Linked DNA regions of Homo sapiens: region 1 is linked to region 2. A link is an interaction called in ENCODE POLR2A ChIA-PET data of the cell type or tissue named here. Cell type or tissue: Caco-2. All regions are shown on one strand. Region 1 has its middle 92 kb from the start of SYF2. Region 2 overlaps SYF2 (SYF2 pre-mRNA splicing factor).

Region 1 (2,500 bases), 86 kb before region 2:
GCACAGGCTCCTGCTGCCAGTGCCTGGAGAGCTCCTTGTGTCCCACCCCAGCCCAGAGCATGTCAAAAAGAAGAGATGAATGCCAATTTCCCATAGTGTGGTCCACTGCTTCCATTTTTGAGGCAGAAAGTAATGAGCAGTGGGTATCTAATGTGCCCTTAAATATCTTTTTTTGTTTTTTTTGTTTTTTTTGTTTGTTTGTTTGTTTGTTTTGAGACAGGATCTAGCTCCATTACCCAGCCCAGATCTAGCTCTGTCCGCCGAATGGTGTGATCACAGCTCACTGCAGCCTCAGCTTCAACTGCCTGGACTTAAGCGATCCTCCCACCTCAGCCTCCTGAGAAGCTAGGACCAGAGCCATCCACCCATGCCAAGCTAATTTTTAAATTTTTTTGCAGAAACGAGGTCTCACTATGTTGCCCAGGCTAGTCTTGAACTCCTGGGCTCAAGCGATCGTCCCACCTCAGCCTCCCAGAGTGTTGGGATTACAGGCATGAGCCACCGTGCCTGACCAAGATCTTTAAATAGTAATAAAACAGACATTTATTAAGTGCATCTCATGTGCTGTGCGCTGTTCCAAGTGCCTACACTCCCCATCTCAGTTAAGCACACACCACCCCACGGGCAGGCAGCTGCTATCATTATCCCTTTCTCATGGTGGGGAAGTGAAGATCAGAAAGGCTGAATAACTTGCTCAAGATCACAAGTCTGGACTTGACTGCAGGCCTGGCTGATCCCAGAGCCCAGATCAAGAGTCTCCCCTGGTGCCTCTCCCCTAAAACCACCTCAGAAACCCCCTGGTGTGTAACTCTAAACCATGCCTGCGGCAAACTCAGCCCATTTCCTCTTCTCGCATCTTAAGCCCAGATGGGGTCTGAGTGACACTTATCTCATACCCTGTCATAGAGCTGGAGCCCCACAGGAATGTGGAACTCCCCATGGACAGAGGGCAGGAGGAAGTGACCGCCGGCCCGAAGGGGGCTTGGTCCACTGGGTCCAAAGGTGCCGTCTGGCCCTGGCTGCCACATGCCTCGTGTCCACAAAGCAGAAGTCACAGGGACAGGGAAGGAAGCCCGGCAGGCAGACTGTCATCACAGGTGGTGTGTCCTCCTATCCAGGGACAAGCAGAACTAGCCAAGATTGCCTTCTCCACGCAGCCTCTCCTGATTCCACACTTGTGACTTCATGTTCCCAGAGCGCTGTGCTGGCACGTGTGCTATGATCTTGACTCTGTATGCACCCCGACGCCCAGCTACAAGCAGCTCTACCCTTACCTAACCTTTAAATTGCTCGATTGCCTCATCTGTAAAAACAGGGATGTTAATAGCACCTGTTTCACGGGGTTATTGGAAGGTGTGTGTACATACACACACACACACACACTCATCAATATAGATGAGTATAGATTGTGTGTATGTATACATGCTTAGAACAATTCCTGGCATATAGTAAGTGCTTAATGAACATTACCTATTCTTATTCATGTTAAGTGGCTATGACAATGTGCCAGGGAAGGACATCACTTGTAATGACGGGGGATAACACCTCTTACAAAATCAAGTTGAGGTTCCCCAAAACTGGTCTGTGAAACAGCCTCCAGGGGGCTGTTTGTTAAAGAGACAGATTCTGTGGTCCCACTCCTAGATCTAATGATTTTAAGTCTCTGAGATGGAGCCCAAGAATTAATATTCTTACAACCTGTCCAGGTGATTAGAACAATCAGCCAGGGGCTGGGCACGGTGGCTCACGCCTGTAATCCCAGCACTTTGGGAGGCCGAGGCGGGCGGATCACGAGGTCAGGAGATTGAGACCATCCTGGTTAACAAGGTGAAACCCCGTCTCTACTAAAAGTACAAAAAATTAGCCAGGCGCGGTGGCGGGCACCTGTAGTCCCAGCTACTCGGGAGGCTGAGGCAGGAGAATGGCGTGAACCCGGGAGGCAGAGCTTGCAGTGAGCGGAGATCACACCACTGCACTCCAGGCTGGGCAAGAGCCAGACTCCGCCTCAAAAAAAAAAAAAAAAAAAAAAAAAAAAAAAAAAAAAAGAACTATCAGCCAGGTTTGGGACCCCCTAGGCTAGACCAAGTGTTTCCCCAGCAAATGAGGGTGTGGACTCTGCTGCCATTCTAAAGCCAAGAGGGGTGCTTTCTTTCCTATCATCCATCTCTCCTTTCTTCCTCCCTTGCTTCCTTTTTTCATCAGCATCTTGAACTTCTCTCTGCGGCTGTTCTTTTGCTACAAGAACTCCAAGTGGACCCTGTCCTGACCACGTGCATCCTAAGTACACGGAGTCTTGTTTTCCATCCACTAAATGTCGTTGACCAGTTTACTTTTCATTCCCTGCACAAATAAACGTTTGCTACAAACGTGACTTGTGCATGGCCCCTTGACGGCAGGGGCCAAGTCTGTTCTACTAGAAAGATGCCTTGGAGACCATGTATTCCAACCTCTCTCTTTACCCCTGAAGAACCTAAGGTCCACAGAGGATAAGTGATTTTTA
Region 2 (2,500 bases):
TGTGCAGTGGCTCACACCAATAATCCCAGCACTTTGGGAGGCCAAGGTGGGCACATCACCTGAGGTCAGGAGTTCAAGACCAGCCTGGCCAACATGGTGAAACCCCATCTCTACTAAAAATACAAAAAAATTAGCCAGGCGTGGTGGCGGGCACCTGTAGTCCCAGCTACTTGGCAGAAGAATCACTTGAACCCAGGAGGCGGAGGCTGCAGTGAGTCAAGATTGCACCACTGCACTCCAGCCTGGGCGACAGAGCGAGATTCTATCTCAAAAAAAAAATAAAAATAAAAATAAAAAATAAAAAATTACAGAATTGAAAGGAACCTAAGACATCATCTACGCCAACACCTTCACTGTACAGATCAAAGAGCCAACAGGCAGAGAGGCTCCAGGACTTATCAGAGGTCACAAAGTGCTAGGAACAGAGCTGGGATTAGAGCTCCATCCTGAGGTTATTTCCTTTTCCACTAAAACAAGCTGCCAAACTACAGCAGCCCACCACCTGTTTATGAAAAGAGGCTTCATTTATGAATTCTCTGCAGCTGCTTTTGCACTGCAGCAGCACAGCTGAATAGCTGTGACAGAGACTATATGGCCCACAAAGCTAAAATATTTACTATCTGGTCCTTCACAGAAAAAGTTCACCAACCCCAGCACTAAAGCATTCTGCCTCCTAAAATAATATCTAAGTAACTACGACAATCAGGGTGTTAACCAATCAACAACCAGTCTTAGAATGCCCAGTTAAGAACAAAACAAAAAACATGTGATTAATTTAATAGCTGTGAAGTAAGCAATAAACAGTGCTGTCAAAACAGAGACTAGGCCTGGCACAGTGGCTCACACCTGTAATCTCAACCATGTGGGAGGCCAAGGATGGAGGATCACTTGAGGCCAGGAGTTTGAGACAGCCTGAGCAACACAGTGAGACCCCGTCTCCACAAAAAAATTAATTAGCCAGGAATCGTGGCACATGTCTGTAATCCTAGCTACTGGGGAGGCTGATGTGGGAGGATCCCTTGAGGCCACAAGTTTGAGGTTACAGTGAGTTATGACAGTGTCAATGCACTCCAGCTTAAGCAACAGAGCGAGACACCGTCTCTTAAAAAAAAAAAAAGGAAGGGCCGGGCGCAGTAGCTCACGCCTGTAATCCCAGCACTTTGGGAGGCTGAGGTGGACGGATCACTTGAGGTCAGGAGTTCAAGACCAGCCTGGCCAACGTGGTGAAACCCCATCTCAGCTAAAACTACAAAAATTAGTTGGGCGTGGTGGCGGGCGCCTGTAATCCCAGCTACTCAGGAGGCTGAGGCAGAAGAATTGCTTGAACCCAGGTGGCGGAGGTTGCAGTGAGCTGAGACCGCACCATTCACTGCACTCCAGCCTGGGTGAGAAAGCAAGACTCCATCTCAAAGGAAAAAAATATCCAGAAAAAACAGAGACCATCCTTAGACAACTATTAATAACCCATACCTTAGCATTAAAGCATGTTTCTATTTATGTACATGTATACACACACACACACACAAATACATCCACATCACCTCAGGTTGAAAAAGGACTTACTGTTTTTCTCTCAGTCTCTCATATGTTTCCATGTCAGGTTTGATCTGCTTGGTCAACCGATGATACTGGCGTAACTGGGCAGCAGCATAATCTAAAAATATAAAATGAGAATCAGCGATAATATATTTCCTTGTTTGGACCTTCCTATTGAGAGAAAAATCTAAATTATCACAGGTGAGTATCTTTTATCCAAAACGCTTGGAATCGGAAGTGTTTCTGATTTTTTTCAGATTTTGGAATATCTTTATTATACTTAAATTCAAAATCTGAAATGCTCCAATCAGCATTTCCTTTGAGCATCATAGCACCATGTTGGCATTCAAACAGTTTTGGATTTTGCAACATTTGGGATTTCAGATTTTCATACTAGGGATACTCAATCTGTGTGAAGTAATATATGCCCATAACACTATTCTAAGCATAGCTTCTATCCTGAAGATGCTGACAAACAGACTTTGATAAATTTTATCATCAAGTATTTAAAAACCTGGCTAACTGAAGTACAGCCTTTTTTTTTAACTTCTCTCCTAAGAGACATATTTGTACTTTTCTTGGTCTTAAGCCTCATCAAGAATATCCCACGAAGCACAAGAGGCACATCCTTTCTTGAAACCAGAAACAATGAAGGAAATGACTAACAGCCCAGTCAATAAGGTTCAATAAAGGTCAATCTGACCTGAAAATCCCAGATCAGGGTTTTTCCTCTTCTTTTTCCTCTCCCATCTTTCTGCATCTTCTGCACTGATCTCCAGCAACTTCACTTTCTCATAGTCTTCTCCTCTTGCCGCACATTCCTAAAAAGAAGAAAAAAGCTGACACCTACAATTATGATACATGCAATAATTTGATCTACTTTACATCAAGAAAGATCCAATAAATATCAACCAATACTTTAATAGTATTTTTTTAGTTGGAGTTTCACTCACTCTGTCACGCA

What was found. Peaks named below come from ENCODE experiments on the same cell type or tissue, not always from the same donor. Only the 100,000 strongest peaks of a DNase experiment are listed, where the experiment ranks them.
Region 1: POLR2A ChIA-PET joins it to region 2 with 5 read pairs; 2 of 35 experiments call an interaction of 5 or more read pairs at or near these places.

What each region holds. Positions count from the first base shown.
Region 1 is chr1:25,139,517-25,142,016 of GRCh38, forward strand. No RefSeq gene overlaps it. Among named protein-coding and RNA genes, the nearest start is that of SYF2, 92 kb to the right of the region's middle. RefSeq lists enhancers at 659-778, 1,079-1,158. In Caco-2, no CTCF peak of the experiment used is centred here; a DNase peak (open chromatin) is centred at 1,005.
Region 2 is chr1:25,225,879-25,228,378 of GRCh38, forward strand. It overlaps SYF2 (SYF2 pre-mRNA splicing factor), which reads right to left. Exons shown (of 7, transcript NM_015484.5): 4 at 2,240-2,357; 5 at 1,564-1,654. Among named protein-coding and RNA genes, the nearest start is that of SYF2, 5.4 kb to the right of the region's middle. RefSeq lists an enhancer at 1,651-2,500. In Caco-2, no CTCF peak of the experiment used is centred here; no DNase peak of the experiment used is centred here.